Linked DNA regions of Homo sapiens: region 1 is linked to region 2. A link is an interaction called in ENCODE POLR2A ChIA-PET data of the cell type or tissue named here. Cell type or tissue: PC-9. All regions are shown on one strand. Links, peaks and the distances in the headings refer to the core of each region. The heading gives the core; the rest is flanking DNA.

Evidence for each region. ChIA-PET counts read pairs that join two places held together with the same protein. Peaks named below come from ENCODE experiments on the same cell type or tissue, not always from the same donor. Only the 100,000 strongest peaks of a DNase experiment are listed, where the experiment ranks them.
Region 1: POLR2A ChIA-PET joins it to region 2 with 27 read pairs; 3 of 35 experiments call an interaction of 5 or more read pairs at or near these places.

What each region holds. Positions count from the first base shown.
Region 1 is chr5:138,081,549-138,084,048 of GRCh38, forward strand. It overlaps WNT8A (Wnt family member 8A), which reads left to right and starts at 2,485. Exons shown (of 5, transcript NM_001300939.2): 1 at 2,485-2,500. In PC-9, for the core only: no CTCF peak of the experiment used is centred there; no DNase peak of the experiment used is centred there.
Region 2 is chr5:138,381,099-138,389,537 of GRCh38, forward strand. It overlaps KDM3B (lysine demethylase 3B), which reads left to right. Exons shown (of 24, transcript NM_016604.4): 6 at 418-492; 7 at 4,924-5,523. Among named protein-coding and RNA genes, the nearest start is that of KDM3B, 33 kb to the left of the region's middle. In PC-9, for the core only: no CTCF peak of the experiment used is centred there; no DNase peak of the experiment used is centred there.

The DNA of each region.
Region 1 (2,500 bases), core at 1-2,500, 300 kb before region 2:
TAAATTAGATTCTTGATTGGGAAAAGTAGGAGACAGAGAAAAGGCCGCTGAGGCTAACTCAGTGGGCTTTTCTCGCTTAACTCAAGTCTGGGACACCTATTTTCCCCAAGCAGAGAGGCCCACAAGCAATCAAAGGAAGAGAGCTTGCGGGGGGCTGGGAGGCAGAGCTTTAGTCCATTAGGACTTTTTGTCCTCATCCTTCTGAAGAAATGAAACAAAAAACTACATACAAAATAAGAGCCCAAATTTCCTCCTAGGTTTAGCATATCTAAAATTGCTCCAAATTGCTATAAAAATTTCTAAACACTTCTATTTTTGTAATTATCTTATGTCAGAAGGACAACAGTCAGTTTGCAGACCGACGCCAAGCCTGGCCCATACTTGGAGTATGCCCTAAAGACACCTGGGGACTCTTTGGCCCCTGGAACTCCTTTGGTGGGGGGATCTCTGAGCTCCACTTCCCACCCAAACCAGGTCCAAAGTTCTGGGAAGTGATCTGGATGTTGTAATGGTCACAGGATGGAGTCAGAACTGTGACTTTCCATCTATGCTTTCCTCTGAACTTCTCTAGACTTCCTTCTCCAGCCTTAGGAAAGAGCTTCAGCAACCAAGAAGGACTTTCCCACCTTTTGTTCTAGTCCCCAAGCATACCTAATGGTGCCCACTAGGGGTCACAGGGTCTTTCGTTTGTTCATCCAGGTGCCTTCTTAAGCTCTAAGAACCGAAAGTGAACCTAAAAGACATTCCTGGCTGGGTGCGGTGGCTCATGCCTGTAATCCCAGCACTTCAGGAGGCCAAAGGCGTGTGGATCACCTGATGTCAGGAGTTTGAGACCAGCCTGGCCAACATAGGGAAACCCTGTCTCTACTAAAAGTACAAAATTAGCTGGACATGGTGGCACATGCCTGTAATCTCAGCTACTGGGGAGGCTGAGGCAGGAGAATCACTTGAACACAGAGGTGGAGGTTGCAGTAAGTTGAGATGGCACACTTGCACTCCAGCCCGGGTGACAAGAGTGAAACTCTGCCTCAAAAAATAAAATAAAATAAGGCTGGGTATGGTGGCTCACGCCTGTAATCCCAGCACTTTGGGAGGCCGAGGCAGGTGGATCACGAGATTAAGAGATCGAGACCATCCCGGCCAACATGGTGAAACCCGTCTCTACTAAAAATACAAAAATTAGCTGGGCATGGTGGCGCACACCTGTAATCCCAGCTACTCCGGAGGCTGAGGCAGGAGAATTGCTCGATCCCAGGAAGTGGAGGTTGCAGTGAGCCGAGATCATGCCACTGCACTCCAGCCTGGCGACAGAGTGAGACTCCATCTCAAAATAAATAAATAAATAAATAAATAAATAAATAAATAAATAAATAAAATAAAATAAAAGACAGATTCCCACCTAAGGAGCTGAAGTCCTAGTAACAAAGTAGTATCAGAAAGAAAGGCATCAGGGCCACGCCCAGTGGCTCATGCCTATAATCCCAGCATTTTGGGAGGCCAAGGTGGGCAGATCACTTGAGCCCAGGAGTTCAAGACCAGGCTGGCCAACTGGCGAAACCCCTTCTCTACTAAAAATACAAAATTTAGCTGGGTGTGGTGGCTGGCACCTGTAGTCTCAGATACTTGGGAGGCTGAGGTAGGAGAATCACTTGAACCCAGGAGGCAGAGGTTGTAGTGAGCTGAGATTGCACCACTGCACTCCAGCCTGGGCGACAGAGCGAGAGACTCTGTCTCAAAAAAAAAAAAAAAAGAGAAAGGCATCAGTCTTCCCAAATATAACCCTGGGTGGCCCTAAGGTTGGTTCTCAGATATATAAAAAATCAACTAACTGGAGTTGTAACCCTCAGATATAAAAGGATAGATTTGCTAGGAATTAAGGAAATTTCCCAGCAGTTGCTAGAATGTGGTGGAAGGGACTGTTGCAGAGATGGACTCTGAAGTGTTCCTGCTCCATAGTCCCACAGCTCCATCACCTCACAGCCTTGAAGGAAGTGGTAGGGATGGCGCACTCACTGGTTTAGGTAAATGAGTAGGAAGCAGCCCCAGATGGAGTTGCTTTATGATTATTAACACCTTGGGGAGGATGGCAGGACAGAGAGTGGGCTCTCACTGACAGATGAGGACACTGTAGCTCCAAGAATAGGTGACCTGCCTTCAGGGTTAAGGACCCAGCCTGCTCTGGCCTACATGATTCTGAGAAATGGGCCAAAGAAGCAGGAAGAGACAAAATTGACATATAGAAGAAAGAAATCTCACGTATAGGAGAAAAGCAGCCTCCTTCTCATTCTGGGAGGGAAGAAGGGCTGGAGGGGCTGGGCAGGGCGGGGCTTTTGGCGAAAACTGAGTCCCTCCTCCCAGATCCCCCACTGGGCCGGTGGCTCCTGCAGCCCTGCCAGTTAGGAACAAATGAGAAGAGCTGCTGATTTCCTCCCTTGGACATTCAGAATTTTCTCACATAAATACTGAGGAAGACCCTGCCCTCTCCTCACTTCTCTGGACT
Region 2 (8,439 bases), core at 2,755-5,254:
GCTGACCTCAGGTGATCCACCCACCTTGGCCTCCCAAAATGCTGAGATTACAGATGTGAACCACCGCACCCAGCCCTAGAGTGATTCTTTTAATGATTATTGGTTCTGAAGGTTTTTTGTTTCATACTATACAGAATAGGACAGTTTTAGAGATACAGGATTCAGAATTAACATCGCTAAAAGACACAGTTGGACATGAATTCACTTCTTTCATTCATTCACTTAAATATTTGAATGCTTACCATATTCTAGACCTGTTGTAGCAGTAAATGAGACAGTAGAGATCTCTGCTCTCATGGAGCTTTCATTCTAGTAGGTGAGTTGAATCAATAAAGAGATAATTACATTGATTAGGAAATTATATAATTATGTCTTTATGGACAAGGCATTAAATATCTTTTTCCCCTCCTACTGTAGAGTGGTGAGATCAAGTCGGTAGATCCCAGACTAATCCATGTGATGCTGATGGATAATTCAGCGCCTCAAAGCGAGGTACAGTAATGGACTGCATTCCTGAGCAGACTCATGAGCTTGCATTATCTTGCTGTGTGTAGATCCCTTATATATGTGTTTTCCATGGATGCCTTTTGAGTTGTTCAGCTTTAGCCACTGTACATTTTTTTGCTCTCTCCACAGTCTGTCTAATTAAGGGGGGATATTCTCAAGAAAGAGACCTAGTTTGAGCAAACCCTTTTAAGCATGACTATGTTCCCTAGTTCTTCTAAAGTGCAAGGCTGGTTTCTTCCTATATTCTGTCAGGACAGGTATATTTGAAAGATATAGTAGTCAGTTAAAAGTGCAATAAGCAGTAGTAATACTCGTGATCTACCAAGTAACAAGAAGTGAAGGATAAACTACGTCCACTTTTTTTTTTTTTCCATTCGGTGGCAGTGAGCTCCAACGGAGTCTGAAATTCTGTATTCCCAAGTAGAATCAATTCAAGCTGGTACCTAGTTCAGTGCTCAGCCCCCAGTGCATTGGTTACTCCATAATTGTTATGAACCAGCCCAACTCTTGGTTTATTCAGAATTAATATAGCCCCAAAAAAGATACATTAAAGCTCTCTGGGCCAGGTGCAGTGGCTCACGCCTGTAATCCCAGCACTTTGGGAGGCCGAGGCAGGCGGATCACCTGAGGTCAGGAATTCAAGACCAGCCTGACCAACGTGGTGAAACGCTGTCTCTACAAAAATACAAAAAAAAAAATAGCCAGGCCTGATGGTGGGTGCCTGTAATCCCAGCTACTCGGGAGGCCGAGGTGGGAGAATCGCTAGAACCTGGGACGTGGAGGTTGCAATGAGCTGAGATCGCACCATTGCACTCCAGCCTGGGTGATAGAGCAAGACTCCGTCTCAAAAAAAAAAGTAAATAAATAAAAATCTCTGCCTGAACCAATCGAGTAATTCTGTGTGAATTTCCTTCAGTTGACCAGCTGTCCACATATTCCTCACAGTATCTTGGCACCTCTGTAATATTGCTGTCGTTGCCACTCCTGCTAAGTATATAGTCTTTCCTCATCTTTATCCAGTCATTCTTGACTTCCTAAAACAAGATCAGAATAGGAAAAGAAAAAAAATTTTTTTTTTTTGAGGCAGGGTCTCGCTATCTTGCCCAGTCTGGTCTCAAACTCTCACCTAAGCCTCCCAAAGTGCTGGGATGACAGGCATGAGCCACTGCACCTGGCCAGGGTTAAATTTAAGAACTGTTTACTACATGTAATATTACCACAAACAGGGTAAGTCTCTTGACTGTGTTTGCATGCCAAAAACACCTGCTACTTTGATCGTGTATTGGTCCCCTTTTTTGTTCCTTTCCTTATTTCATTCCTTCATTAAGCATATATTGTATGCCAGGTACTGTTCAGCTGGCCAAATAGAACTGGGGAGTACTGGTCTCAATGTTGTAGGCTGCTTACTCACGTATGAGTAGCTCACTGTAAGTAGGACTTACATATAAGTTGTTTAGGGACTGGTAGTATGTTGCTGTGAGCCAGGCTCTGCAAGTTGGCTGGATGACTTATAGGTGGGATGTTTGTTTTTGTTTTTTTCTTTTTTTTTTTGAGATGGAGTCTTGCTCTGTCACCCATGCTGGAGTGCAGTGGGGTGATCTTGGCTCACTGCAACCTCCGCCTCCCGGGTTCAAGTGATTCTTCTGTCTCAGCCTCCTGAGTAGCTGGGACTACAGGCGCACACCACCATGCCCAGCTAATTTTTGTATTTTTAGTAGAGACAGGGTTTCACCATATTGACCAGGCTGGTGTCAAACTCCTGACCTCGTGATCCGCCCACCTTGGCCTCCCAAAGTTCTGGGTTTACAGGCGCGAACGAACCACCACGCCTGGTGATCTTTGGTTTTTAGCAGCAGATGTTGGGTCTTCCTTTTTTGGTATTAACATGATATTACTGTTTTCTTTGCTAGCAGAGTCCAATTATTTTTTATAGTTCTGCCAAGTTTTATAGTAACCCTTTTTAGAGATCCATGATCACCTCATCTCCTTTAAGTATGGGTGAATGAACAAGAAAGAACAGAGTTCACTGATTGTGATCTGCAACAGTGAAAACTGGGTGGTGATAGAGATTGAGAAAGAATTTAAAAGCTTTTAAAAATCAAAAGAGGCCGAGGCAGGTGGATCACCTGAGGTCAGAGTTTGAGAACAGCCTGGCCAACATGATGAAACCCTGTCTCTACTAAAAAACACAAAAATTAGCTGGGCGTAGTGGCGGGCACCTGTAATCCCAGCTACTTGGGAGGCTGAGGCAAGAAAATCGCTTGAACACAGGAGGCGGAGGTTGCAGTGAGCTGAGATTGTGCTATTGCACTCCAGCCTGGGTGGCAAGAGCAAAACTCCGTCTCAAAAAAAAAGAAGAAAAAAATCAAGGCCAGGCGCGGTGGCTCACGCCTGTAATCCCAACACTTTGGGAGGCCGAGGCGGCTGGATCACGAGGTCAGGAGATCGAGACCATGGTGAAGCCCCATCTCTACTAAAAATACAAAAAAAATTAGCCGGGCGCGGTGGCGGGCACCTGTAGTCCCAGCTACTCTGGAGGCTGAGGTAGGAGAATGGCGTGAACCTGGGAGGTGGAGCTTGCAGTGAGCCGAGATCGTGCCACTGCACTCCAGCCTGGGTGACAGAGCAAGACTCCGACTTAAAAAAAAAAAAAAAAGTCAAAAGAAAACAACACTTAGCAAACAGATAAAGTTCTTGAATGAAAGGTTTAGAGGCTGGGCGTGGTGGCTCATACCTGTAATCCCAGCACTTTGGGAGGCCGAGGTGGGCAGATCACCTGAGGTCCGGAGTTCGAGACCAGCCTGGCCAACATGGCGAAACCTCATCTCTACTAAAAAAATACAAAAATTAGGCCAGGTGCAGTGGCTCACACTTGTAATTCCAGCACTTTGGGAGGCTGAGGTGGGTAGATTACCTGAGGTCAGGAGTTCAAGACCAACCTGGCCAGCATGGTGAAACCCTGTCTCTACTAAAAATACAAAAAATTAGCTGGGCATGGTGGCAGGCGCCTGTAGTCCCAGCTACTTGGGAGGCTGAGGCAGGAGATTCGCTTGAGCCTAGGAGGCGGAGGTTGTCATGAGCTGAAATCACACCATCGCACTCCAGCCTGCACGACAAGAGCGAAACTCTTGTCTCAAAAAAAAAAAAAAAAAAAAAAAATTAGCCGGATGTGGTGGCACACACCTGTAGTCCCAGCTCCTGGGGAGGCTGAGGCAAGACAGTCACTTGAACCCGTTAGGTGGAGGTTGCAGTGAGCCAAGATTGTGCCACTGCACTCCAGCCTGGGCAACAGAGCAAGACTCCATCTCAGGAAAAAAAAAAAAAAGGAAAGAAAGGTTTAGAAACTTAGATAATATTACCAAAAGTATAGGCAAACAAAAGTTAATCTTGAGCTTTGCATAACAGTTTTTTGTTTTGTTTTGTTTTGTTTTTTGATAAGGAGTTTCCCTCTTGTTGCCCAGGCTGGAGTGCAGTGGCGCAATCTCGGCTCACTGCAACCTTCCCCTCCCGGGTTCAAGTGATTCTCCTGCATCAGCCTCCCCAATAGCTGGGATTACAGAAATGCACCACCATGCCTGGCTGATTTTGTATTTTTAGTAGAGACAGGGTTTCACCATGTTGCCCAGGCTGGTCTCAAACTCCTGACCTCAGGTAGATCCACCCACCTCAGCCTCCCAAAGTGTTGGGATTACAGGCATGAGCCAACACGCCAGGCCTCCTGGGTTCAAGCGATTCCCTTGCCTCAGCCTCCCAAGTTGCTGGGACTACAGGCATACGCCACCACACCCAGCTAATTTTTTATATTTTAGTAGAGATGGGGTTTCACCATGTTGGCCAGGATGGTCTCAATCTCCTGACCTTGTGATCTGCCCGCCTTGGCCTCCCAAACTGCTGGGATTACAGGCGTGAGCCACTGTGCCCAGCCCAGGTTCACTTTTCCTTTGGTCACAGACTCACAAACGTTGGTTTAGTGACTTCTGGTTAGAGAAGATGTCCTATTTCAGTACTTAAAATGCAAGTTTCTTTCAAGCAAGGAGGTAAATATGTAATAAAGTGAGTTATTTCATCAAGGGGTAAATGAGCTCCCACCCTAGCTTTAGCACTCTATTTTGTAAAAGAAACTCAACAAATTGTTAAAACCCTCAAAGAAGTCCATTTAAGGCAGTGTAATGTTTTATTTAAGAGAAAGTTTGCCAAGTGAGTTAACCTCTAGTAACTATTATCTTGAATGTGTGTGTATAAATTGAGTCACACAAAGATTAGAGCTTTTAACAAAGGGGATGTTTTAGAACTGGCATTGGAACTTGGCAGTCTATGCCTGCTTTGTCTGCTTCTAGAGATGGGAAAGAGCTAATGGTGTGTGGTATTCACAGGATGAAAGTTTCCTTGTAATCTTTTTTGAATTTTGTTTTGTAGGGGGGTACGTTAAAAGCAGTAAAATCTTCCAAAGGAAAGAAGAAGAGAGAAAGCATAGAGGGGAAAGATGGCCGGAGGAGGAAAAGTGCTTCGGACTCTGGGTGTGACCCTGCATCAAAGAAATTAAAAGGAGACAGGGGTGAAGTAGACAGTAATGGGAGCGATGGAGGTGAGGCAAGCCGAGGGCCCTGGAAAGGAGGGAATGCCAGTGGAGAGCCAGGGCTGGATCAGAGAGCCAAGCAGCCACCGTCTACATTTGTCCCCCAGATAAACCGCAACATTCGCTTTGCCACTTACACCAAAGAAAACGGCAGGACTCTGGTGGTGCAGGATGAGCCTGTAGGTGGGGACACACCTGCATCTTTCACTCCATATTCTACAGCCACAGGTCAGACACCTTTGGCCCCAGAGGTGGGTGGAGCCGAAAACAAAGAGGCAGGAAAAACACTGGAACAAGTTGGCCAGGGCATAGTGGCTTCCGCAGCTGTGGTCACTACCGCCAGCTCCACCCCAAACACAGTGAGGATCTCAGACACTGGCCTTGCAGCAGGGACTGTGCCAGAAAAACAGAAAGGCAGCCGGTCGCAGGCCTCGGGAGAGGTGAGTTACTTCAGGGGCAGATTTGCAAGATTTGGGTTTACTCTTTCGCCCTCCTTTATTGCTAACATTAAAAAACATTCAAGTGCCCCAGGGAAGGAGTATTTCTGAGATGTGCTTAAATTATACTCTGTGGAAGGCCTTTACTGCTCACTGGGCAAATGTGTATAGTTTAATAACTTTATCAGCTCTTAAAAGGCACCAGAACAGTTGGGTGAATCAAAAACTGATGATACAACCTAATTTAAAGACATGTTAAAGTAGATCTGGTGGGGAATGTTTTAAATTCTATTATCTATTTAGTTCACGTAGTGATCAAGCCTCTGCTAGGCCTATAAGAGGTGAGGTTAATGAATTACAGTATTGGTAATAGTGAATACTATAATTAAGGCTATGTGTGCAAGCTACCATTACCCTGTTTTCAATTCATCATTTTCTATGATATTTTCCCTTGAGGCTGAGTTAATTTCCATCATTTGATATGGCCATGGAAGGTTTTTTCTCCCTATCTTCACCTTTTTAAGCCTTACCTGAAAATTTGATGGATTTCATCACAACAGTATCTGATTTCCTTTGTTCTTTATCTGATATGCATATATTGTTGCTAAAATGGAACCTCTGTTAAATGTAAGTTAACATCAAGTTGTCTCCCTAATCCAAAATATCAAAATCAGTATAATATATTCTTTTTGACTAATTTTGGTCACCAAAATATGATTTATGGTGCTAGTCATCTTTTTTTTCCCCAAACAGCTATTAACTCAAGCTAAAATATGAAATACAGAGATGAAATGCTTAATGATTTTTAAAAATTATATATAGGAAACTACTGTGTGCTGAGTACTGTATATTATATATAAGGAATTGAAACTCCTATTTGAAGGAGCTCACATCCTAAAACGGAATCATTTCAGAAAAAACAATGCCAGACAAAACATGACAAACGTGACTTCTTTCCCTCCCCAACAAGTGCAGATTGTTAATCCCTAGTGTGCAGGGATAGGGAGGGAGAGGAAATGTCCACACAGACGAGGAGAAGGCCTGTAAATGCAAATTTCACACTGTTGATGGTTTGTCCTGTTGGTTGACCAGCATTCCCAAGATAACCAGGTGAGGATCTTATATGGATTTCCAGTGTAAATCATCATAGTGTCTGAATTATTTAAAAACAACTCCATGTTGGCCAGGCACAGTAGCTCACACCTGTAATCCCAGCACTTTGGGAGGCCAAGGCGGGCGGATCACAAGGTCAGGAGATCAAGACCATCCTGGCTAACACGGTGAAACCCCATCTCTACTAAAAATACAAAAAATTAGCCGGGCGTGGCGGCGTGCACCTGTAGTCCCAGCTACTCGGGAGGCTGAGGCAGGAGGATGGCGTGAACCTGGGAGGTGGAGCTTGCAGTGAGCCGAGATTGTGCCACTGCACTCCAGCCTGGGCGACAGAGCAAGACTATGTCTCAAAAAAACAAAACAAAACAAAAACAACTCCATGTCAAAGGCAGTGTGAATGTAAATGGAGCTTACAAAATAGACCAGGTTTTACATGCTATAAAAGAGATCCATTGAATGCTGCTACTCTTAGAGTAGCAAAGCTGAATATATGAAATTCAGATTGAAAGAGTATTTTCTTTTAAACAGGTTGAGGGAATTTCTGTGACTATGACAGTCATGTTGCTGTGTTTCTGTTTGGTTCTTCTTCTAGGATATGATTTAAAAGTATAGAAATGAGCCAGGCATAGTACAGCTCATGCCTGTAATCCTAGCACTTTGGGAGGCCGAGGCGGGCGGATCACGAGGTCAGGAGATCGAGACCATCCTGGCTAACACGGTGAAACCCCGTCTCTACTAAAAATACAAAAAATTAGCTGGGCGTGGTGGCAAGCGCCTGTAGTCTCAGCTACTCGGGAGGCTGAGGCAGGAGAATGGCGTGAACCCGGGAGGCAGAGCTTGCAGTGAGCCAAGAGAGCCAAGATTGTGCCACTGCACTCCAGCCTGGGCAACAGAGCGAGACTCCGTCTTTAAAAAAAAAAAAAAAAAAAAAAAGGCTGGGCTTGGTGGCATGTGTCTGTAATCCTAGCTACCCAGGAGGCTGAGGCAGGAGAATCACTTGAACCTGGGAGGCGGAGATTGCAGTGAGCCAAGATTGCGCCACTGCACTCCAGCTTGGGTGACAGAGCGAGACTCCGTCTCAAAAAATAAATAAATAAATGTGTAGAAATGAATGTTTTCATTACAATGGCTGATCTAAAATAAAGACAGAGCCAACAGGAAACTTCTTGCCCTAAAAACTGGCTTGACATGAGTTTCTCATCACCTTTTTATAAGAAAAGGATTTGGAATTTAATCATTTGAAGGAAAATGAAAGACTATCCAAATTATTTTTCATTCATGTGTGTATTTATTTTTAAAGGGTAACTTTAGGAGTGAAACATGAGCTACCCATGCTAGTTCCTTGCAGTCATGCAGGTATCAAGGCTCCTGGCCAAATCCTGCCTGTGAAGCAACAGCAGCACCTCAGGGCTGTGTCTGTTCTTTTTCTCTATTGTAGGGAGTAAGTTGAAGTCAATACTTACTGGTTAGTAGGAAGATAAAAGAAAAAAGAAAAGGAGTTTTATTTTTTAACTCTAAAATACCCTGAAGTAGTCTCTGTAGCAGAGACAGAGGCAAGCCTAGGTGGCCTGCTTGATTCGTACGTCTCTATGCTACTCCTCAAGGAAATCCTGAATGTTAACTCCTCTTGTGTATTTAAAGAATAGTTTAATTAAAACTCTCTCCCCTCTTTATAAGAGAATAGCCCTTTTGTTTATCGGGAATCACTTTTTTTTTAATTGTAGTAAAATACACATAATGTAAAACTTACGACTTTAAAATGTACAATTCTGTGGCATTTAGTACATTTACAGTGTTGCGAAACTA